Regions from separate parts of the Mus musculus genome. Here regions 2, 3, 4 and 5 are each linked to region 1. A link is a loop called in an ENCODE intact Hi-C map of the cell type or tissue named here. Cell type or tissue: left cerebral cortex. All regions are shown on one strand. Region 1 overlaps Tprg (transformation related protein 63 regulated). Region 2 has its middle 32 kb from the start of Tprg. Region 3 has its middle 23 kb from the start of Tprg. Region 4 has its middle 99 kb from the start of Trp63. Region 5 has its middle 19 kb from the start of A230028O05Rik.

Region 1 (5,000 bases):
GTTTCTGGGGTAGAGGAAGGGGAAAACACTCAGGGGAGCATGTTTCTGACTGTAAAGATTAAGATTGGAAAAAAAATGAGCAGAACAGTTTTGGAAATGTGAATGGTGGGGTGTAGATTTGAGCCAGAGAAACATATAATATCAGTGGGCACAAGACCCTCTTGCTTTTGAGGTCCTTGCTATTGTAATAATATTGCCAATAAAAGTTATGAGTTGAGGCTAAAGATATGGCTCAGTGGTTAATTGCACTTGAAGACCCTGGTGTGATCCCCAGTACCCATAAACAGCTATAACTCTAGTTCTAGCAGGTCTGATGCCATCTTTTGGCATTGGTGGGATCCTATACACATGTGCATGAAAATAAAAAATAGTTAAATTTTAAAAATATGAGCCTATAACCTGAAATATTTTGATTTTTAAAATTTTTTCTCTTAAGTATAGCAGGTTTTGGGTATATTACATATTTTACTTATTTTCTGATATGACAAAAAATTCAAAACATTGTTTTTAGCATATATATATATATATATATATATATATATATATATATAGAGAGAGAGAGAGAGAGAGAGAGAGAGAGAGAGAGAGAGAGAAAAGAATGCAAAACATGCTACAGAATCCTAAAAGCTCTCTGGACCCTGATTTGGGGGAGTAAGAAAGGCTTTAGGATACAGTAATGACTTACTCTGGAGAAAGTGCTGATGAGTCCTGCTTCACAGAGCTATGTCTCCAATCCTATGGCTGCCAGAGGGCCTCCATTTTATCAGGGCATTCATTTTGCCAAAGCCTTTTAAAGGACTCCTTCTCTGTATCCTCTTGATTTGTTCTGCTTTGGTTGTGGAACCCTAGCCCTATGCATGACAGGGAAATTCTGGACTTTGGCTAAATTTCACTTATTATAGAATAGGAAAAGACAGAAAACTAGAGACTTGAAGATGAGGCTGTGGAAGACCAGGGCCATGGAAGATGGGCTGTGGAAAATGAGGGATGTGGAAGATAGGCTGAGAAAAATGAGGCAGTTGAAGATGGGGCTGTGGAAGATGGGGCTGTAGAAGATGAGGCAGTTGAAGATGAGGCTGTGGAAGATGGGGCTGTGGAAGATGGGGCTGTGGAAGATGGGGCTGTGGAAAAGGAGAGCCATGGCTTCCTGTTCTGATCCCAGAAGCTGCGTGACCTTGGATGTGTCCTTCATTTCAGCAGTTCTGTGCCAGTGTTTACAAAATGAAAGACTTGGAGCAGATGATAATCCTCTACTTATACTTTATACCCTACATGATCCTGAAATACTAGAAAAAGCCAGAGAGGAATAATTGAAGTTTTGTATAGAGACAGTTATACTTAGACAAAGATCTAGAAGTAACTTCTCTGCATATCATATACATACATATTTATGTATATACACACACCACATATATATATGTGAAAATTAGCTCTGATTTTTTTTCTAACAACTGAGAGATTCAGAACTTTTATTACCTAACCAAAAGAAAAGTAGCATATTCTTTGGAAACTGCTTGGCATTTATTTCTATCTGTGTTTTTTAGTTACATATATGGCAGTAAAATTACTTAATCTTTAGAAATCTCTTCTAATCTCACTCCTTCAATGAATCTGAATCATCTCTTTGCAAAGGCCAATGGCTGCTTTACAGTTTTCATCTGAATTTTTTCAAGAGCCCCTGTTCTCTGTCCTCATGCTGCTGCTCTACCTTTTGAGATTTTATTTTTCATGTCTCTAGGTAGATGTCTTTGACTACTAGGTGTTGTAATACTCTGACAAGCCACTCTGACAAGCCTTAACTTACCAGGGACCCCCAAATAAACAATGTGGGGCCAGGGATCAATGCAAAAGCAAGAGAAATTTATTTTCCATCCCAATGGGGTTATCATGCACCCCAAGGAGAGGAAGTGACCCCGGCGGCGGCCCATTCAGTGAGTTTTTATACAGTTTCTAGGGGCAGAATAGAACATCAGCAACTAGGCACAATGTGATTGACAGAACAGTGTGACTTTTAAACTTATTGGTTCTTAGGGAATGAGGTAGCAAAGTGTTCCCTTATCTGCAGGTGGCTAACAGTTTTTCCTGAGGAATGTGTCTATGTGCTCTGGGCTTCCCTCATCTGCAGGTCGGTTCCCTCTGTGGTCTGAGGAATGTAATTAGCCTCTCCCTTCCAGAGGGGACTGGTGCCTATGTGCTGTATGACCTTTCTCTTCCAGGAGGGAAGGGGTCTGGTGGAATTTTCCAAAGTTCCTGAGCTGACCTCTTCAGTGTTTAAGTAGTTCCACCCAGAATAAGCAAGCAATATTGTAAACCTTTCTTTCTTAGGTGAGATCTTCATTGCACAAATTCCCAGAATGAGATGTAGCCAACAGTGGCTACCACATCATGATTTTTTCTAAGCTGAGAATATTTACCTCTCTATAACATTGGGCTGCATCTACTCGAATAGTATAGGTTGAGATAAGTCTATTGGGACACATCAGAAAATGACGATCCTTTCCAGTTCTAAGTGGCTCTCTATAAGTTCATTGCCATGCAGAATTTGCATTGCAGAAGCAATGGGCAGGATTTAGGCAGGATTTGGTAGTGGTGTTGATTTCTCTGTCCTTACTATTTCAGTGTATACAGTGCTTCTAAGCAGTGAGGAGAGGACTGTTTCTATTGACTTGGTAGTTGTCAGGGTTGAGGCACCACATGGGATGCTTAGATAGAAGCCTACCCTCCTCTACCTTGAGTAGGGAGGCTGTTGAAGAATTTTATTCCTTGACCTTGGAGATATCCCCCTGATGGTTACTGAGCATTTCAGTTCCAACCAAGGCTGGCTGAACTTCCAAGGTTTAAGGCTTTAAGAATGCAAATGGAGCTGAGAGTTTCCTCAGTTCCTGGATCTCAGACAGTTCGAGAGCTCAGAGTGCTGCCTTCCCCAAGTGTTTCCAGAGAAGACAGCCTGGGGGAGAGGAAGTGGTGCTAATTAAATCCTCCCTCTGTTTTCCAGGCACAGGAGCCTTGAGCAGATGTCTGTTGTTAGTGTGTTCACAGAGTGCACAAATACAGAAGCAGGCTTCCCTTCCCAGTGACACAAACCTTCCTTCATGAGAACTTTGGAAATGCGTTTCCTTCCAACACCCACTGTAAAGGAGGTGCCAACCCGCGTGCATAGAGTACAGAACTGCTAGCAAAGCCAAAGTGCACGTCTGTCTCTTGCCTCTCTCTGTCTCTTTTTTCTGTCTTTCTGTCTCTGTCTTTTTCTGTCTCTCTGTTTCTCTCCCTCCCTCGCTCCTTTTCTCCTTCCCTGCCTTCTTCTCTCCCTTCCTCTCTCCTCTTTCCCTCCCTCCCTTTTTCCCTCTCTCCCTCCTTCTCCTGCTTCTCCATCCCTTTTATTCTCTAAGCCCAATTTCAGCCTTTTTGTACCTACCTGCCTTTAAAATGCCTGTGAATAGTCAAGGAAGGCCTATGGTAGGCAACCTGGACTCAAGAGCATGTCCATAAGTACTGCCAAGTATGTCTTAGGTGGTACTTCCCTACTCTGTATCCTCAGAGGGATCTGTCTAGAGTAAACAAGACTGTGGCTACCAGGGTTGAGAGGATCAGCTAAGGAAAACTGGAATGGGAGCTGCATAAGGCAATCCACAAGTTTAACCAACTGTATTTTCTACTGAATTCAACTCCCTCAAAGTGACATCCACGGTTGCCAGAGATGGTTCTGTTTACTCCCACCATCCTGACACAACTGCTAATAGCATCATCTTATGCCAAAGTGCTTGGATTTAGGCAATGCACATGTATTACTTTAGGTGGAGAGATGTATACAAAGTTTATTTACTTCCAACACGGCATGGACAGCTGACCAGATAAACGATTGCGTGCAAGTCTACTGACTTAGTGAAGTCTTTTGGGATGATTGCCTATAGTAACACAGGCGAGGTTTTACTTAACAAGAGCATAGTTGACTCAAAGGCAGCTGCATCATCAAAGCCCACCCTAGCAGGAAAGTGCCTCCCCAGAGCTCTCTGCAGAACTTGTAAGCTGTTTGGCTGGCTGAAGGGTCCGGTCCCCTCCCACAGTGTTGTTCCTTCTTATGAAACCTTGGCTAGGAGCCTTGTGACTCCTGTAACTTTCTGAGCTTCCTCGGCCCTGGCTGTGTGAGCTTCTCTCCTTCCTCCCACAGACAATATTTCAATGAGGAGGAAAGGGCTCTCTACAACACTGTGTGATCATGCTATTTTTACCTCTCTTGAATGTTCTGGTTTGTCTCAATTTTAAAGGGTGAAAATATGCTGGCAAACTAGGCTTCCCCCACCCCACTTTCTGGCATTTCAGAGGAGCTGAGGAAATGGAATTAAAGCTGCCTTTTAGTTGATTAAGAACATAGAGGCAGCTCTGAGACTAAGATATCACTCTTAATGGTGAACTTAGGCATGAAGCCTGCTTCCAGGACACATTAGTAACTGGCCTCCTGTAGGGATGATTGGATGATTGAACAGAGTTCCTAGGCACAGGCAATGTCCCCATGTGGCTTTCTTACTCTGTTAGAAAAGAGATCACTAGATCGATCAGGCAGACTTTTTACAGGGCTGCATGTGCCTTCTATTTTGTCCTTATAAACAAAGCAAAACAAAACAAAATAAGACATTTCACAAATAGAAATTGAGTTGTTGTTTTTATTTAAATGCTAAATGACTACTTTGTTAGCACCCAGGGACACAGAAACTGAATTGAGAGAGGGAACCACAACATCATCATGAAAATCTAACTACTTTTAACATTTTATTTCATTTTTTCAGTTTCAAATAGTGGACATTTGCATACGTATACACATAGGAAAATACATATGTAAAACTTCCTTTCTTTCTCTATGAGTGATTTTAAGACAACTGAGCAATACAACTCATGTGTGATAACTTTCTTTTTCCATAAAAATAAAAATATATTTTGGACATCTTTCTATGGTAAAGTACATATTCATATTTTAAGAGCTGCACTGTATTTGACATACATTT
Region 2 (5,000 bases), 58 kb before region 1:
TCTGTGTGAGGCATTGCATTGAGTCCTGTTGGGACGGATGGGCCCTCTAGGAGTTTCTAGAAGACTATTAGACTTGCTCGAATCCTTTCCATTGAGTGTTTTGGGGATGGACAACAACAAATGCATTTAGGAAAGAGAACTTGTCAGAATGTGAAGGCAAAGAAGCAGCTAGATGAGGAAATGGCAGGAACCAGAGGGAGAAGCGCCACGGTGAAGCAGGACGTGGGTACACCTTCCCTTCTCCTTTCTTGTTGTCTGTTGGATTTTTTTCTTGCCAGAGGCCACTGTTCTCAGTCCTTCGGTGATTGGAAAGCTGTGTCAGGAAAGTGACTAGCTCTGAGTGTCATGCGTAGTGAGGTTTGCACATACCATACCACTTTTCCTTAAACCACCATCTTTGAGGTCAGGATTTGATTAGTACATTGTCAATTGGATGGGTCACTTTTGACAAATTCTGCCTCGAGTCATTTTGCAGACCTGGTGAAACTATAAATAAATAAATAGGGAACCTCTTAGGAAATCAATAGTCACTCTTTGGAGCAACATTCCTTTTCAAGTCTACATTCCAAAGGAGAGATTCCTTTGCAGGAAAAAAAAATCTTATTTGTTTTAACAAGCAAGTACAAGATTCCTCTCTTATGCTTTATGCCTTTCTACTAAGGAACATTCCAGGCCTTTCTTCCTTTTACCTCTAATAAGATAGCACACTGCCTCTCTTACAGGCCTCATTTGCATTACAGCACTGGACCACACAACTGATGTACACTTGAAATACACTTGGGAAAGTGTCTTCCAACATCTTAAAATAGCCAAGTAACTCTTCAGTTTGGGGACAGTCCATGAATTCCCCATCTGTGCCATAATAACACTTCCCTGAATACTCTACTGCAGAATTTATGGAGCGTTTTTGTTTGTTTGTTTGTTTATTACCTTATTTGATTTCTAAAACAGTATTCGGTAACTCAGCCATCTTTGACGAGGGCCTAACACATATCAGGTACTGGGGTAGGGACACAGATGAAATTCTGAACAAAGTGGTTTAAGCCAGCAATATTCCAGGACTGATTTTCCTATCTTCATTTATACCTATTTCAGAGACAGACTGACTAATAATGATTGTTTCATTATATTCAAAGAGCCAGAACTCAAACTCAGGCTTCCCTTTCCTAACAGAGACTCTCTTTGCATGGCTGTCAGCATTGAAGCCACCGTGGAAAACTCTGAGAATCTCCTCTGAGTTCACTGATCAAATGACCCAATGCCAATTCAAATGTCAATGGAGTAGACTGAGAAGTATGCAAAAATCCGGCAAATGACAGCAAAAGCCATCTTGAGAAGCTTTACAAATGTTTGTGTGTGTGTGTGGGGGGGGGGCGGTGTAAGGAAAGGCCCAAACCGAAATGGTGAACAACAGCAGCAGCCATGTGACAGTAGACCCCAGAAAGGTGTTTTAAGCTGTACAAAGCACTGCTTGACATAAGCATCCAGGTTCAGCTGAGAACAGAACTCCTTGTTGATTGGCTGTGCTGGACTAGTCCCGGTGTGGACTAGCTTTGGCCTCAACTCAAACAAATGGTCAGTAGGGTTCTCACAAGGTGGTAGGACAGGCATGGCATGGGCAGAGATGCTGGCCTGAGTAAGGGTATCCTCTTTTATGCCTACCACACCGTGTGCTATTGCTTCTGGTATCAGAGCCCTGTGTGAACCTGAAGGCACTTGGATGTTAAGGTGAGGCAGCTACTCTAATAGCTAGTCAACTGACTTTGGAGGTTAGGAAAGTGGACTTTTGTTCCTCATTCTCTTCTCAGCCCAATTCGTGGGGGATGAGCTAAACCTTCAGGAAGTCACTTGAAGCCTGGGGGTCCTTCATTGTTGGCTTTGCTCCCCCATCTCTTTCCTTCTATGTCGTACTCAAGGTGAGGTCTAGAGGTTTTCTATCTTATCTCTTGTCTTCTTTCTTGGTTACAACCTAGTCATGGCCATACTTAATTACAAGCCGTCCTGGGAAGACATACACTGTTTAACAAACTATCTCTGTCATGGCCTGCAATATGCAGAATCAGGAGATGGAGAGAATGGAGACATTATACACATGTGGCAGGACACGACAGGATTTGCTCAGAAGCTATCAGAAGCCCCCCTGAGCAGGTGAGGCACAGAGCCAACAAGTCCGCGAGGCATCTAGAGGAGCGGTACTTTCTGATCAAATGCTTGGAAAGGGAATTATAGTGACTAATTATAATTAAAAGATGTACTTAGATTTAAATAAAAATTGATTCCAGCCACGAGAAAATGGACAAGAGAGCATCCCAGCTCTGCTCTTAAAATCATAGCAAATAGAAGCTTAGCCAGCCAGACAACTTCCAGTTTCAGTGAGTACCATGTGGTTTACTTACGCTGACAACCAAAGCCCTGAGCAGACCCTCACAATAACCCCAGGACAACAACATGGCAGAAAATTATCACTCCCGTTTTAGAAGTGGAAAAACCTATGAGGATAGAGGTTACTCAGGGCTACGCAGCAAATGAGACGAATTTGCAGCTCAAACCCACACTGTGTCTTTCCACAATTACACAGATTCTCCCCAGCACAGAGATGTTGACCACACTTCAGGAAGTTGACTCAGTTCCAGCTCTGGACAAGAGGCCAGAATCCAGCGACATTTCCCTTAATCACTGCCCTTCTGCCTCCCTGACTGTTAGAATCAGTGGCGCTCCTCCGCGTTCAGAGAGCATGTACGCATTAGCTGTCATGCAATGTGTGCAGCATCTGACAGCCCTAATATCACTGTTTGTATTATCAGACAATTACCAGCCACGCTCGTATTCATAATTTGACTAACAACTCGCGACAATGATTATTTTTTCCTTTTCTGGCAAAACAAATATAGAAGCATTTTCTTTTGAGCATCAGCGCTGATGCTTTTTGGCATTCTATCAGCTAAAGGATTTTTTTTTTTTTTCAAAAAAAAAAATGTTAGTCGTACTCCCCCACATCTCGCTAACTTTACAGTCCCCCATGGCATCTGTGTGCAGTGAACTGAGCTGTTGAGACTAAATGTAATTTGCAATCAAGCTTCTGTTAACATGGAAATGTACCGGCTGGCCTGCTGCAATATGGGTTCTCATTCTGTCTAGCATATGGTTGCATTAAATCCAGTCTCCAGAATGTCTCTTGTTACCACATTGTCAATCCGTGCAAAGCAGAGAACCCTAAAAAACCACTAAAGGAACATATTTTTGGAATTGGCGCTTCTATGGATCTTGACAAGAGCTGTCCAAAGACATACTTGGTTACTTGAAGTGAACCAGCCCTGTCAGATCCATGAACACATACATACTGACACACCGCAAACTTGAAACTTGGTTGGATGGGCTGTAGTCACAAGCATAGGGATTCCACTGGAGGACAAAGGGGAGGTGATGAACTCAGCTCCATTAATTACTATGTAATCCTTTTCTTACTATTTCAATATTCTAGGAATCTCAGAGTAGTTAGAGTTGGACGGGGCCTGAGCAGTCTTTGTGGCTAGTAGCATAGGCTCTAGATTAGATAGGCCTATGTTTGAACCTTACATCTCATCGCTCATAGTTTAGTGATTTTGGACACTTGAAAGTTTTTGTGCCTGAGTTCCATCACTTATGAAATGGAGGGGAAGCTGGACTCTCATCACAGCTGAGAGTATTTTGGACTATTAATGACTCAAGCACTGTGCTTACCTCTATAAGTGATGACCATTTGAGCAAAGTCTTCCTCGACATCTCCACTCTGAGATCAGGTGCCTCTGTATTTCTCACAGTATCTCTTTCTGTTTGCTCACATTTTCTTTCTTGTTTTGCTACCCTCTGGTGTCCAGGATCTCTGGCCATTCTAAGGTGATCTGCTCATAACTAAAACGTTTGTGTTTGACTTGGCAGGACCTGTAGGTTTAATCTGCTGCTCTCTTCCAGGGACTTGCTTGCCCTGTGGTCTTTTATGAGACAATGTTGATCCCCACAGCAGGCTGACGTGTACTTGATGATGTCTGGGCTGCACTTGACACTGCAGCCCAGGCTGAGCATGGTGTCATGATGCTGTGATACAGCCTCGTCCTATGGGGTAAGGAGTAGATTCGCCTGCTTTCTTCAGCACAGCCGCAGAGGACCGATGTGCACACAAGTTCACCATGCTGTGTACATAAATGAACCACTCCTTGGAACAGTCACAAAAAGCAGTTCTGAATGTATCATTTTATACTTTAAATGGTGGGGCAGTCCCCATGACAAGGGGTCCCTGTGGAGTGTTGTGGAGGGAAAAATATAGAAGAGCAATTCCCATAGTTGTCCATATAGTGTGTGTGTGTGTGTGTGTATATATATATATATATATATATATATATATATATATATATATATATATATATATATATAATTGTTGACTCTCCAAGAAGAAAACCAAAAGGTTTATGAGGCAGCAAAATGCTGACACGTAATACCCCAGTGTTTGAGGAGTAGTTCTGGAGGCCAGGTGAAGCTGGATAAAGTGCTCTAGTTCTAAGTTAGTTCATCTATTGAAAAATGATATATCCATCAACGATATATCCAGCGAGTTGTTCCACAACAGAGAATCTGGCAGATGTATTCAAGTCAATAAGGTACCAGGTGATCTGATATAGAAAGCAGTGAAGACCAGGAAGCTGAGACAGTGCTCTCACCCTAACTTGAATGGGCAGAAGTGGGGAGAGTACCTTGGCCAGATTTTAAGTGACTTTGCAAAACCTGTTAAGGGATTGATATATCTGGAGATCTCAAACCAATGAATAATATGCTAATTTAGCAAGAGGCTGAATTGTCTCTAAATTTTATTCTTTTCCTAAACTATTTCTCTAAGTGTGCTGTGCCCAGTGCTCCATCTTCAATTATTGCTAAATAATCAGATTCCATCTATTAAAGTTCATTTCCTCGTCCACACTGTTCCCAGCTCTGACATGGTATCTGGGGTGGTTTTCATGACATCCTCT
Region 3 (5,000 bases), 50 kb before region 1:
GGGTGGCTTCTGAATCTGTGTGTACCAGGCTGGTACATTCACCCACTGAATACTAAGTATTGTGGGTAGATGTTCATATCCAGTGAGCTAACTGAGGGCAGAGACCATGCTGTAAATGTTGTATCTTCTTTACCTGTTCTTAGCTTGTCACAGCTTACTATCTGAGTAAGTCTTAGTGAAGAAAGGCCTCTATGTGGATCTCCCCCAAAGAATGGGTTCTAGTATGATTTATGGAGAGATTTGGGATCTTTACATTTCTCTGCATTGGCTAAATATAACATCAAGATTTACTTCTCGGGAGCTGTGTCTTCTCGCTTCTACTTCTGCAGATTTGAATGTTAATGATAATTGCTAGCACTTATTTTGTGTGTGGCACACTGGAACTCTCCTCAACACTTGCCTATCTTATCATCTAAGCTGCTTTTATAGATAAGGAAGCTTCGATTGGCAGAGGCAATGTAACCCTACCACAGGAAGGGAGTCAGGATATGACTGGGCCAGATTTTGATCCCTGGTCTATTTGACATATGCATCATACCCATTCTATGATGTATGAAACAGTGTATTTTTTGGGGGAAGGGTACTTTTTCAGAGACTTAATTTCAAGGAAGACACCTAGAGTCTCTTAGAACTAAAAGGGTTGCGTTTATTTAAGAGAAGTTAGGCTTTGTGGAATCTTACTCAAATATTAGGCTTCATACTTGAAGATGATGTTTTCTCTAATAGTGGTTTTTTTAAAGCCCATAGTTTTCTTAGTTTGGTTTCTGCTGCTGAAAATTTTAAAGGCCGACTTGGAGTGGGGAAGGAGGGCGTGTTTGCTTTATGTATCCCAAGTCACAGTCCATTGAAAGGGTTCGAGGTAGGATCCCAACACAGGAACCTGCAGGCAGAAACTGAAGCAGAAGCCATAGATAAGGGCTGCTGGCTCATTGAGCCTGTTTTCTTATGCACCCAGGACCACAAGCCTAGAGGAAGGTTCCCTAGAGTGAGCTGGGTCCATCCACAGCAACCATCAATGAAGAAAAGGCTTCCCAGACTTGCCTCCAGATCAGTCTGTTGGAGGCCCTTTCTCAACTGAGGTTTCCTCTTCTCAGATGACTCCAGCTATGTCAAACTGCCAAAAAAAATAACCAGGAGAATAGGCTTAGGGAACAACTGGTGGAGCTGGACTGTCAAGAATTATGGAGAGAGTAATAGACACTTCCCCCGTTTTCTGCATCCCGGTTACCATGCCAATAGGCAGTAGAGGGTAGAGAAGAGTGTAAGCTAGCTGTGATAGAGGAACGAGGAAGGGAAACTCTTGGCCCTTTTACTTTAGGGCTGAGAGGACTTTTGCGTGCCTCTAGAGCTGTTCGGTTGGCTTGGGCATCACTTCAGAGTCCCTTGGTTTCTGGGGCACTTCAGAGACCAGCAAACACAAAGAAGTCAGGGATTCTGGTTCTAGGCTGCTTCAAAGTTCAAGCTTAGGGCTGTCTCACTGTGCTCAACAACTAAGCTGGCAAGTCCTCAGGGAAGACACTAGCTTCACAGTATTACACATGCGCAGGGAATTGCTGGTGATTTTCACGAAAGCCTGGGATTGTTATCAATGGTAGGGTCCATCAGTGGAACGTTTATGACTTCTGTCTATCTATACCCAGAAGAATATTATTTGGTCATTAAGACTTGTTGACTTCTTAACTTTGCAGTATTGTGAATGAGTCTGGAGGGCATAGCTAAGGGAAACAAGACAGGCCCAGAAAGACAAATACCACAGGGATGACCTCACCCGTTTGAGAAATCAAAACAAGCTGATGTCATACGTGTAGACTGGGAAAGTGGTAATCAGACAGTGCAGAGAGGAGGCGAAGGAAGGGAGAGTCTGGCCTATGCCTAACTGGGTAAAAGGAAGACGGTCTGTCTGTCACTATAAGCACAACTGTATAACTATGGTGAGTATTGCTCTGTGTATTTCCAAACACCTTCCACAAGAGAAGAATTTAAGTGTTCTCACAATAAAAGATTATAAATGGCTGAGGTAATTTAGATATGATAAAATACCATACTGATTATTACACAAAATGTTCTTTTTTATTTTTAATTTTTATTTATTTATATTTTTCAAAATATTCTTATATCTAACGCCTATTGTGCCTAAAAATATGTATACCTATTACATGTCAAGCAAAAATACAATAACAACGTTTAGAAAAAAATGTCAGCACTGGATATTTGTCTGACATTTGTCAGTTGCTCGGGTCTGACAGATGGATGTGGGCAGGAAGCTCTGGGACCTCAACAGACGCTGACCATCAGTGGGTGTTGGTGACCATTCCTCCCAGTTCCTGAGAAGACGGTCACCTTGTCCTTGTGAAGATCAAACTGAAATATCTATGTTCCTGCATCATGGAATACAGTTGAGCCTAAGGGACAGAGTTGTCAGGAAAGGGAGAATACAATGGCCACCTGTTATTCTTATTCGGGGGTGTGGGAATCCGACTAGCCAGTCAAAGGTTTCTTTCTGTCTTCAGAGACACGTTTGTCTGCAAGGGCAGAGATGAAAGGCACTTGTTACAAACCCTTCTTCTCCCTCATGCTGGGAGAGAGACAAAATGTCCACCTACTGCCATCTGGTGGTCATAGTTTGCACTGCAGCTTGAGTTAGCCTCTTCACTTAGAAAAGGGTCCGCTATATAGAAAAGCAACAATGAATAAACATGGTTTCTGGCCTTGAGGAACAATCAGTCCAGTAGACTTAATTGGCATGCTAGCATTTAAAGTAAAATGTGCAAGGTGTTATCAAGACGTAGCATGGGGAAGAATACCTTTGAGTTGAGTCTTGAAGCATCCTTTGTCACTTTGTCACTTTGACAAAAAGGAGGAGGCTTGTTCTACATACAGAGCACACCCCTTTGCTAGGTTAGCACCCGACTTGTTGATAAGGGATATGGGAAAGAAGGGACAGGAACGAACTGAGACAAAGGTAGGATCAGACCCCAGGATCCTTGAAATGCCTAACCAAGGAGACAGGTCTGCTCTAGAGCATTAAGCCAGAATATAATGGGGTCAGAGTTTGCTGATAAAAGGCAGACCTCCATTGTCTGCACATAAGCTTTCCAAGTATTCATCAGTGGAAGTCATTATTTGAAATACATAGAAACATCATGGTTATGACTGAAGACAGAGTTTGTAGGTCAAAAGTCATTTCAACACCATGTCCCACATGATTGGTGCATGCCAACACTTTTTGACAGGCCAAATGGCTCAATAGAGCCACATTTAATAACCCCTGCTGCAGGAGAGGTTCTAACCTAATATGATCAACACCTTTGTGGTTTTAGAGCCCACTGTACTGTCCAGCCTACAGTAGGCTACTTATAAATCAGGTCTGAGATAGTAGTCCCCTGTTCTAGACCTGTTCTAAACATTTAGTTTCATGGTCATCCCAATTTTATTGGTCAGTTTCCAAACAGGACCTAGATCCCTCATCCCTAGCTTCTAGTTTTATTTTGTGAGAGAAAGGTTGGTATTAGCCATCTCTCTAGTCTCTACTAAGCATCTTTTGTCTGCCACCCCATGTATCAACCCACATTAGGTGTCTCCAACCTACTTGTCATCCCCAACCCACAGATTGCCTGATGCAGTTATGAGAAGCATCACCTCACATCTCACAGCGGCATTCGGTCTACGAACCACACTTTATACTCAAACTTCACTTTGTACTCAAGAACTTTCCGCTATATGGCTGCAGGACCCCGATTTGTGACAGAGTGCGGCTGGCTGCATGGCATTGCCTTCGGTGAGAAATTTCAGACCAATAATTGACCAAGCGTGAGTGGCCTCCTGATGGGCAAAGACGATTCCATTCCCCAATGCCATTTCTGGTGCCAACCGCAGATTCCCACCCACCAAGCAGTATTTCCTGTGATTCGCCCTCTTGTTCCTTGTCTTTACTCACGCTTTGCCCACTCTATCTGCACGGCAGGGTCAGTTTGCTCTCACTCTCCCACATAACTTCGCTGTTTCAAGGCTGTGTCCGGAACTGCCTCCTTCTCACCATCTGGCCACTATCTGCCATGCCTTCCCACCCGGCCCCCACCTTTCCTTGGAAGCCTTCACGCAAAGATGCTAACTCACTCAGTGACTTTTCCCACAGTGCTCAGTGTGTTCCCTGTGGCCGGATAACTACTTCCACAATGAATCTTCCTTAGGCTCATTGTTATTTCCCTGAGAGCTCCTAGACCCGACTTCTTTTATATGGCTGCTGCCAAGTTCAATAAACATTAAGCAAGTGAATATCACACTCTATAGCTAATGCTTTTGGGCTGTTCTAGCCTTCATTAAAGGAAATGGAAATGTACCACAGCCGCTTGCTTTTGATGACTAGAGGCAAGGCAGTGGAACAGGAGACTCTTACTCACTTCAGTCAGTGGCAGAACTCTTCATTTCATGCTCGCTTCCCCTCAGCAAACTCTAGAGCAAGAGAACCATGGTGCTCCCCCATGTCCTCAGCCACAGTGCATGACCAATTGTCTAATCAATGGATTGTCACTTATAAGGATCCATTTGAACATGGATGACATTTGGGATCTATAAAGATGCTTCAAAGTCAGGTGGTTACACATTTTTTTTTCCTTCCTGGAATCATTTCAAGTGGGAATCGGGGCTCCTCCCCTCTTGCTGCAGTTGCTCACCTCTCTCTGAAGCTCACTAAGGACAGATGAAGATGGGAATAGAGAGATGGAGAATGCTACGTCATCTCTAGATACCCTTGCCTGTCCCAGGGAAGTGCTGGGACTTAAGACCTCACTCATTCCATCTTGAAGAGTAAGTAAGGCTTGACTTGATTTTCTAGAAATATCCATTTCTGACAGTGCCTTGAATTTCTTTTTAATTGATTTGATCTCAAGTATTCCTTTCCCATTCCCTTTCCTGTTTGTTTTTAAAAGAACAAAACAAAATACTCACAAAGCCACAAACCCAAAACAAAAATGAACAAGCAAACCCCCAAAAAAGCAAAG
Region 4 (5,000 bases), 270 kb after region 1:
TTAACGTATTTTCAGAATTCCATGATAAATATGGTTAACACTGTAAATATTAAATATGACATAAGAGACAGAAGAAAAAAAATCTCTTTAGAAACAGTTGAAAAAGAATGGCTTGAACTCTTAGTGACTTCAGATCTATGCATTTCCTTTTGAGTTTGCCAGCCAATTCTCAACTGGTATACCAAGAATAGTAGACTGTAGAATCTCTGTGTGAAAGACATTTATCCACATGAAGGTAGCAGATAGGGGGTGGGTGGGTCAACAGACTGATAGTATTAAATGCTGGGGGGGGGAGAGAAAATTCATACTTAAACCATACTTCACTCCTATGTATTCTTTTTCCCAGGATAAGAAATGCTGTAAAGCAATTGTCACAGTACCTCCTAGCCAAAATGATGAAATGTCCCTCTGGATGAGCACATGGCATCCTTAGCTCCCATAGAGTTAATCAGGACAGGAATGTCAATCACCTGGTCAAGAGACCATCTCTTAGAAAGGCAGATTCACCTTAAGCCATGCAAAAGAGATAGAAAGACTAACTTTCCCTTTAATGAGCTAATGCACTTTTCCTTCCTAGAAATCGCAACCCCTAGCATAGACCCTAGGAGCTGTCCTGTGGTTCCCTTAGACATACCTGCCTCTCTGAGTCCTGAGTCAGAAGAGTATAATTCCCTTGTGTTTCTCTTCTGTCTCTTTCTGTTAGATCCTGGCCAGTGCCCACTTACACTTTTTCTGGCACTCTGGACTTCCTTTCTCTTTTTCTGGAGCCCGTCTTCCCATCATATGACAATTTATTGCCGTATGACTGACCGCAGGTTTACCTCAAATGCCCTTTTTATCTCTCTTTAAGCTTTCACCTATGAATCTATAATAAAAGTCGCTCCAAAACTAATATTCTGTTGTCTGTGAATCTTATTCTTTGGATGTGCAAGACAAGAACCTAAAAATCACTGGCTCTGGGTGGCTTTGGTCGTCCAGTGTTTTCTGGGTTCATAGCACTTCAAGCTGGGAAAGGTTCTATACCTAAATACAACTCAGTAGTCATATTTCACTATGCAAATATAAAAACCCCACCCCTGCTTCTCTAGAAAAGCCTGATGGCACTGACAGGAAACTTCTCCCAAAGCAAAGAAGGAAGCCTCTGTACCAAAGCCAAGTGAAGGTCATTGAAACCCAAGAAAACAGCTCTAGAAGGGCATTCAAACCCACCCCCCCCTCGACCCACAGAAGATCCACACATTACATACTTACTTTCTCGTTGCCCAAGACACTGCCACTCCAGAAGCATTCCTCTACAAGCATTCTCCCAAGAGAAACAAGTTTGCCCATTGTACCATCATTCAAGTTCCCAGTGACCTCCAAGTCAGCCAAGAAGCAGATAGAAGATGACATATTTGTGTCTAGTATGGATGCCAAACCCAACAAACACCAGATCAGACAGGGTTTGAAGAAATTCAATGACATTGATATGGTCAACTCAATCTGTTCATGTCTGATGGAAAGAGGGGGGCTGTATTTCAGCTGACTCCTGATTATGATGCTTTGTACGTTGACAACAAAATTTGGATCATCTAAACTGAGTCCAGCTGGCTACTTTTAAACATACATGCTTCATTGAAAAAAACAAAACCAAGCAAACAAACAAACAAAATATAGAAATTGAAGTAGTGGAATGTGAAGTCACCAAGATTTAAAAACTGTACATATCATATCCATAATCAACTTATGGTGAATCTTATTTTCCTAAAGGGCAGCTACTATCTTACGAGAAGCTTCTGTGTAAATAGCCCTTCTTGAAGAAAGGAGCCACATGCACTGTTCTTGCTTATAAATAACCCAGAGACTATGTTCCCAAACTCTGCTAATCAAAGCAATAAGGAAAGAGTTCTCAATCTTCATTCCAGGAGTGACTTGGACTCAATGTTCTTGAGAAAGAAAAGTAGATTCTCGCCTGCAGGCTCTTGTGTTTAACCCAGCTGCAGGGGAGCACGTGCAGATTTGAACTGCCCCACCCAGACTGGAGCAGCCAAGCTCCCTCAGAGCTCATACTTTGCAAGGAACGCTTCTGGGGGAAATCCTACAGAGCATAGCTTGGGCCCAAATAGTCCTACTAAGCTTCTGGCTATTCATTTGGGCACAGATGAAAATGTGCTCTGATGGTACAGGGAAGATTCCCGTGTTGGTCGTTAAACCCAAGCCACCCACGGATTTGAGGAAATATACATGATTATATAGTTTCATACTGAGCACTGAGATTTTTGAAATCCAGTTGCTTTGAGCCCCGTGATCTGCAGAAAGCAAACCCAGTCTTCTTCATGTCCCTGGGAGCACGAGTGCGGGTGTTTGCTTTGCATTAGCATGTCAAGCTGTGCATACCTTTCTGAGGCGAGGTCTGGGTGTAATGGGGTGTGTCCCGGAGGAAGTCAACGTTCAGAGATTTATTTTTTTTTGTGTGTGAGCTATTCACTTTAATTATACCCATGCTGTTCGCTCGCTTTTTATTATTACTCTTATTCACTTTCATATCCCCTTCCCTTGGCTAAACACACAGAAAAGATTCATTTATTATGTGAAGAGACTCAAATTTATGGAGCCCTTTTAGTTTGCAAGGAGGCTGGAGACTCCATTGTGAAAGCAGTGTCGCGATTCTCAGGGAACATGGGCTCTGATCTTGCCTCCAGCTCCGGACAAAGGCACCAAAGCAATGTTCAGGCACTAAAAACACATGCCACTGACTTGAGTGGTGGCAGATAAACCACGGCAGAAGAGGGGAGCTGGAGGCAGGCGCAAGACCAGAGGAATGTGACTAGCAGTGCATATGTCTCTGTTCAGTTCTAAATTGTTAAGCAGAATGACAGCACATGCATTGACATCCCGAGAACAGCAGCTGTCAAAACTGTCAGACAGCACGAGATTGATTCCCTTCAATTACTTGTTGAACCAAGAAGTTAGAGAGATGGCAAAGCTCCACGAGGTCATCTAACTTAAGTTTTTCTGCCTGGGAAAATTGCTTTGTCAAAAATCAATGTGTGAGGGCAAACTAGAGCTTTATTGTTATTTTGAGCTGACATAAAAGGTATGGTGGATCAGTATTCATCCATTCAACCCATCCTTTCACCAATTTGCCAATAGTCTTCCTACCCTGCACTCACTCCATGTCAGACTCTTTATGTCCTTAGGATACACAGATGCACTTAAGCACTAAATGATGGATACCGTCACTGGATAGCTATGTGCTGGGGTCTGATATGAAGCAATAGAAAGATGGCCACGACTCACAGGGTTGAAAGCAGACACTATGCCCAAAGATAAAGCTACTGCATCTTAAAAGATGAGCAAGGAGATGTTTCCAGTTCCTTTCTCAGACAATTGTTGCCCTCTTGTTGCCTTTAAACCAGTGCAGAGTTGCTAGCATCTCCCTCTCATTTTCCAGAGATAGAGCAACCCTGGAGAAGTAACCCAGCTTCGTCACAGCTACATAAGAAACCTGAGAATTTGTACATTTTAAATTTTCACACTTTCACTAAATCTAGAGAGAGTGGTGTAATCTACAGCTATATTCAGACAAGAGAGGGACCAGCAGAAGCCTTGACTTCAGGCACCACACAGCAAGATCCGCACCTTGACAGCCTTCCAGGTTTTAATCATGCTTTTTGAAGAACTGTAACATCTTTGAGTTGTTTTACTTGGTACGTGATTAAAATATTCTGTGTAAGTAGAACATGGTGACTCACATTTTGTTAGGGTTGCAGAGCACAACTAGCTACAGAGTCTTCAAGAAGGATGAGAAATAACCCATAATTCTGTTCTCTCCTGTTTTCCCTCCCTACTCCCCCAACACTGTGTGTGTGTGTTTCAAAACGTGACCCCAGAAAGAAAGAACAAGTTTAGGATGTGATTCTAACATAGCATTGCATTTCTCAATTCCTATCATTTCTTTAAGCCGTTACCTCAACTCCTTTGGCAGTAAAATCGGGAAGATCAGCAACTACTTTGTCCACAGAGCATTAAATTTGATTAATATCAGCCCCTTAGCCGAACATCACTTTAAATTGATCTGAAAAGACAGAATTCATCATTAGAGTGCCATAAGAGTCTCAGAAACCCAGTGGACAAGCACCTCCTGACCAGAGGTTTGCAGATTTTACCTTGCATCAAAACCAGCAGAAAGGCTTCAAGAAACTCGTTTCAGGCCCTGCCCTCAACAGGGGTTTTTGTCAATATAGCCTGCCAATTTGTACTTCTCTTGTGTTCTTTTTATTAATTTATTCATTTCTTTTTATTCATATATTTGTTTACATTTCAAGTGATATCCTCCTTCCTAGTTACCCCTCCACCAACCCTGCCATCCCATCTCTGCTCTTCCCCATCCCCTTTGCCTCTGCAAGGGTGCTCCTCCACCTATTCACCCACTCCTGCCTCATCCTTCTAGCATCCCCCTACAGTGGGGCATCAAGTGTCCCTCCCCTCCCATTAATGTCAGATAAGGATGTCCTGTGCTACATATGTATCTAGAGTCCTGGCTCCCTCCATGTATACCTTTTGGTTGGTGGTTTAGTGACTGGGAGCTCTGGGTGTTCCAGTTAATTGGTTCACAGGTTGGCTGTGAATATCTGCATCTGTATTGGTCAGGTGCTGATAGACCCTCTTGGGGGAATGGCCATATCAGGCTCCTGTCAGCCAGCACTTCTTGGCATCAGCAATAGTGTGAGAGTGTGGTGTCTGCAGATGGGATGGATCTCTAGATGGGGCGGTCTCTGGATGGACTTTCCTTCAGTCTCTGTTCCATTTTTTTGTCCTTGTCTTTCCTTAAAAGTTGCTGCTGCTGGCCCAAGAAGCACTCTTTGAAAAGTGTTACTAAGTCAGTGATTCTCATCCTGGGTCTCATATGACCCTCTTGGGGAGGAAGGCTTAAACAGGACTCACATACTAGATGTCCTGCATATCAGATATTTACATTATGATTCATAACAGAAGCAAAAGTGCAGTTATGACATAGC
Region 5 (5,000 bases), 270 kb before region 1:
AGTCCTGTGCCGCAGACCTTCTGGGTCCCTGTGTCTGCGTGAAACGGGGTCTCTCGATGCAGGTGGGCAAAGCGTGGATGAATGACAGACAGACACACACACAGGAGAGTTCGTGTGGAATCTGAGTGTAATTTTACAACTCGAGCATCAGGCTTTTTATGCAGAGGACAATAAGGAAGTTGGGTGACATATTAGCAAGGTACAATTGAGGTAACTGGAATCTTACATAAAACAGAGGAATGTAAACACAAAAGGTCTAACGGGAACCACCCAGGATAGAATACATTGATAACAGCTGGGATCAACAAGGGCTCCACCTAAAATTCACTAATCTTAGAAGCCAGGGTCAAGGGCTTCGCGTCCTTGCCACAGTTCCTATTTTAGTCTCTTGTATAGTCCACCTTCCCCTTAGGCCATTGTAAATACGTGTGTATGGGTGTAACTCTGCTATAGTATCTATTCTAGTTTCTCCTTTGGTCTGAAACTTCCTTCTTTTTAAGTGATGGTAAATTCCTATGTAAGGGAGTGACTTAGCTTTTACAATCTTGCTGAATTCTAAACCCTTGATCTTGGTCAAGGATGCCCTTGGACTGTTGCAACACTGGTGGAAGGCTTAAGCCATGTCAGAATTCAATTTTAAAAAGCACTTATAATAGGAAAATATTGAAAGAGAGCACGTGGATCTATACACTAGACTAACGCGGGAATGGAACGCGGGAATGAAAAAATTACTGTATGGGTAGGGAACGCTAGACTCCAGGAGGAGAGCTTCCTTGAAACTCTTTTGCCTCATGAGTGACTTTTAAGCCTTTTGGCTTGTCCAGTTGACTCGACCGGAGAGCGTAGCAGTCCTGGTTGTCCTGTAGACAAGGTTGGCCTCGAACTCAGAGCTCTGCCTCCCTCTGCCTCCCAAGTGCTGGGATTAAAGGTGTGTACACCACCACCGCCCAGCTCTGTGCTTTTGACTTGGATGGTCTAAACAAACAGACCTTCTCAGACTCTAAGGAAGTAGATTCTGACTTTCAGAAGGACAACGACTTCCTTCTTTTGTTGTTAGTTCCTCAAAGTACTTTTGCTCCGACTTAATTACAAGTCCCAGGTGGACCTCCTTAATGGCTTCCATCTCCCTTGTTGATGAAGTACAATCAACAGAGATCCAGGGTTATTTGTAAATGCTGCAGCTTAGCAACAGGGGTTCTCTGTTATTCATGATTAGAAAATAGTTCAAAAGCTGGCCTGAACCTGTAGTTCTTTTTCCGGAATGAACAGGTACAGCAGCACTCACTGGCCAATTAATCTTGGGATAGGCAATGGGTATGGAGATGTGGATCTCAGCTCCATTGCATACTGCCGGAGGGACAGTTTCTCTTTTCTCTGTAAAATGGGCATATACAGATTTCTTTGCAGGGAATGTCATATTTATATACTAGTAACTAGAAAGTGCTATATACCAAGATTAGGTCATATTGAAAGATTCTACTGGAGGATTTTAGGGCTTGAAACAAGAAGGGTTATCTATTCACTTTTTGATATTGGCTGCCCCTACCAATGGCAGAGACAGGGATGGGTGGCAGCAGGAATTGTGGGAACAGTTGGGGCAAGTTATGCATTTGAAGTTAAAAGAGCTTACTCTAGTCAGACTGTCACTCAGTATTCCATGTATATATATATATATGGTATATATATATGGCATATATATATAGTATACAGTATTATATAATATTTAAATATGTTACTCAGTATTATAGCCACCCAAACACTCCCCTTTCCAGGCCTTTCCCAGCCTCTATTTGATGAGTTGATAAAGCCTCTGCTGCTAAAAGCAAGACTAACCAAATAAGTTTTAAAGCATGCCAGAACCATTAGAGTAGATGACTTTTAACATCCCCTCTGTTAAATGATAAAATAAGTTTCATTTAAAATGCTGAAGAAATTAACAGTTGCTAAGGAAAATGACATGTGAAGGTCAAGCCCTTGTCACTGAGTGGGGAAGGGATAGTGATAGTAGGAAACTAAGTTGGTCAACTCATGATCTAGAAGGGCCGTAGCAAGTGTCACACCCAGTGTGTTGAAGGACAGATGGAAACCTGGCTGTGAGCTCTGCATCTAACCTATGGCAAGACTGGGCCTTAATTTCCTCCTCACCAAACTGAAGGATGTCTGTACTTGATGTTTTTTGAAGCAGTTTCCACTTCAAAGCCGAGGAAGCTAACTTTGAGTGTAACTCCTAACAAGCCCTGGGCAAGAGGAATCAGGCCGGCCTCCCTGTGCGCTGAGAAGCGCCTGGTTGAAGCAGATGGAGTGTGTCTATCATGGCGGCTGCATAACCAGTCTGGTCACTTCAGATGTCTCTCCAATTAACACTCATGGAGGCGGCCAACTGCTCAAGCAGCAGAATGTGATGGTGGAGAAGACGGTGGGAATGCCTGGGCCCGATGCCACACCTATTATCTAAGCCTCCTGCCTGAGATGGGGGAGGAGTGGGAGGGGCCAGCCAGACTTCACAGAATGTGGGAGGTGGGAGGAGGGGCGGGCAAAAATGGGAGGTGAGATGCCTGCTCAGATTTCTTTAGCTGCGGAGTCCTAGAAAGTTAGAGATGGGAGCGCTCATTCAGTAACAGCCCTTACTACACACTTTTCATTTCCTCTTCTTCATTGCCATTATGCACAGGGTGCTGTCACCTCTTGCTCCTTGCTCCCTGAAGGATCTCCCTGCCTTCTCTTTTATTTTATCTTCCTTCTCAAAATCAGGTCGTACAAGACAGCCAGAATAAGATTTCTAAAATACGAACGTGGTCCCTTGGAGTAGTTCCTCCTCATTGTTTTTGAGAGGAAAAAATGTAAGCCCTAAAGCCCAACATGTTTCAACCTAAGAGTCGTGATCCTTTTGGAGGTCGAATGGTACCTAAATAGGGGTAGCCTAAGACCATAAGAAAATACACATATTTACATTACGATTCATAACAGTAGTACAATTACAGTTATGAAGTAGCAACAAAAATAACTTCATGATTGGGGATCACCACCCATAAGGGAGGACTGTATTAAAGAGTCACAGGATTAGGACGGTTGAGAATCGATAGTCTAGACGAACATACATGTTCCTAGGGAACACCACTTTGTGCCCCTTCTCTCAGCCCACATTTTGTAGTCATTGGGGGGACTCTTTCTGAAAATTCCCCAATTCCCTGCCTTCCATATTTCTTCTTCTGTGTTCCTTTTCTTCCTTGTCCAAGAAGTTCATGGCTTTTAAATCCTAATTTAGGTAAAAGCTCTCTTAGGAGCCCCTCTAGACCTGCACTTACCGGCCTCTGCTCCAAGACCTGCGGTGTAACCGCTACCAGAGCTTTCACCTTCTGAGTTGGTCCTTACAAGCCTCACCTTCGACACACTGGGATTTCGGGGGATGAGGGATTGTTCTGCTGCCGGAAGCAAGACTGATTTCGACAACAGATGTTTTAGCGATCTCCGGAATCATTTTCCGCCGAGGTATTCCACATTGCCTTCAGCTGAGACTTGGTCAAGGAAAGCTATGCATACAAACTACCTGAATGGAGGAGCCTTGTCTTTAAGCAGGCCTAGAAGGAGGAAGCGACTCGCTGGTGACCACAGAGAGGGAAGACCAGGGACTTGCACCCTTGACTCCCACACCAGCACCCCACACAGGTTTAGTAGTTTCAGCCAACTCTTTCCTGTCAGAAAGACGCACTCTATCGACAGGGGAATTGTGCAAGGGCAAAAGAAATCAGTTTCTCTGGTGTGCCAACTTCCCAAGCTTGTGAAATTCCTGGATTTGTGGATTGGGGAACTGAGAGACATGCCATGTGGAGTCGGCAATGGGCAAGTAGGCCTATCTGAGATGTACTGAGACTGGCAGCAGAAGGGCTTATTTAGGGAACAAAAATAAAATTATATATGATACTCTACCTCAGGTGGGTATGTTAGCTATGTGGGGTTTTTTGTATTATTATTGTTGTGTTTTAATTTTTTTTTTTTTTTTTTTTTTTTTTTTGGCCAGACGGTGGCCAACAGACTTCCAGAATATTCCTTGTTCAAGCACGTAGGAAATCCCTGCCTGTGTTGGTCTTGGGGAGGGAAGTTTGGCTATGAGCAATTTTTCCTGAAAAATCAAAACAGCTCTTCCAAGTGGGCCCTGCTTCCAGGGGCAGTGTGAAGCTGGGCATGCTTCCCTGTGCCTGAGTGTGAGCATGAAGGTATCCGGAGGAGGGAAGGGTGTCTGAAGGTCAGGCTGCTGGGAATCCAAACCTCCAAGCCTGATTTACAGCCCTGGGCCTCAGGTCTCCTCCCACTCAGCCCACAAAATCCCCCAATTTTCTTCTCTGTGAGCCAGCACTCTTCAGAGCTGGGAAATGAGATCTAAGCAGTGGCTTTTTTCTGGGCTTACGTACGCTATGGATTCTTCCCTGAGATGGTGGCAGAGAGGAAGGGAAGTGGTTCTTGAAAGTGTGGGCAGAACACTGGGGTGAGTCAGAAAACAGCAGCCAGCCTGCAACAGGCTGGAGACCATCCAGCCTCACGCTCTCCTTGGCTCCCTTTCTTTTTGATTTCCTCTCTTATTGTGACTTTCAAATAAAATCTTATAGGGAAACCCAACATACTAAACTTAACAACAGAACTGCTCCAAGCTACAGAGGATCAAGGATCAAGTTCTGCTTCTTTGTTCTTTCCCCGAGCATCTGCCAGGATGGAGCCTGTGTGTTCCCTGCCTGGATCTCTTGGCTTCATGGAACACAGCTGCATAGCTCTGCTGTGATCCAACACCAACATGTAAGACATGGGATGATTGATGCTCAGGAAGGTGGTGAGTCTCACTTAAAGTCACACAGGGAACTAGGGGGCCAGTTGGTGCACCTAGAGACCCCTGGCTTTCCTCTTCCTCCTCCTCTTCCTCCTCCCCTCCCTCCTCCTCTTCCTCCTTCTCCTTCTTCCTCTCTTTTTCTTCTTCCTCCTCCTCTCCCTCCTCTTCCTCTTCTTCTTCT

What was found. Hi-C counts contacts between places; a loop is a spot of excess contacts. Peaks named below come from ENCODE experiments on the same cell type or tissue, not always from the same donor. Only the 100,000 strongest peaks of a DNase experiment are listed, where the experiment ranks them.
Region 2: a loop joins it to region 1, with 9 times the contacts of the local background. A loop is called at or near these places in 3 of 42 quality-filtered maps.
Region 3: a loop joins it to region 1, with 4 times the contacts of the local background. A loop is called at or near these places in 3 of 42 quality-filtered maps.
Region 4: a loop joins it to region 1, with 11 times the contacts of the local background. A loop is called at or near these places in 2 of 42 quality-filtered maps.
Region 5: a loop joins it to region 1, with 11 times the contacts of the local background. A loop is called at or near these places in 2 of 42 quality-filtered maps.

Annotation. Positions count from the first base shown.
Region 1 is chr16:25,311,185-25,316,184 of GRCm38, forward strand. All of the region lies in intron 1 of Tprg (transformation related protein 63 regulated), which reads left to right. Among named protein-coding and RNA genes, the nearest start is that of Tprg, 27 kb to the left of the region's middle. In left cerebral cortex, no CTCF peak of the experiment used is centred here; DNase peaks (open chromatin) are centred at 3,029, 3,652 and 4,164.
Region 2 is chr16:25,252,704-25,257,703 of GRCm38, forward strand. No RefSeq gene overlaps it. Among named protein-coding and RNA genes, the nearest start is that of Tprg, 32 kb to the right of the region's middle. In left cerebral cortex, no CTCF peak of the experiment used is centred here; DNase peaks (open chromatin) are centred at 2,732 and 3,126.
Region 3 is chr16:25,261,348-25,266,347 of GRCm38, forward strand. No RefSeq gene overlaps it. Among named protein-coding and RNA genes, the nearest start is that of Tprg, 23 kb to the right of the region's middle. In left cerebral cortex, a CTCF peak has its summit at 2,624 (motif pointing left); DNase peaks (open chromatin) are centred at 2,603 and 4,018.
Region 4 is chr16:25,582,520-25,587,519 of GRCm38, forward strand. No RefSeq gene overlaps it. Among named protein-coding and RNA genes, the nearest start is that of Trp63, 99 kb to the right of the region's middle. In left cerebral cortex, no CTCF peak of the experiment used is centred here; DNase peaks (open chromatin) are centred at 2,898 and 3,613; H3K27ac peaks cover 700 bases.
Region 5 is chr16:25,037,697-25,042,696 of GRCm38, forward strand. No RefSeq gene overlaps it. Among named protein-coding and RNA genes, the nearest start is that of A230028O05Rik, 19 kb to the right of the region's middle. In left cerebral cortex, no CTCF peak of the experiment used is centred here; DNase peaks (open chromatin) are centred at 2,413 and 4,467.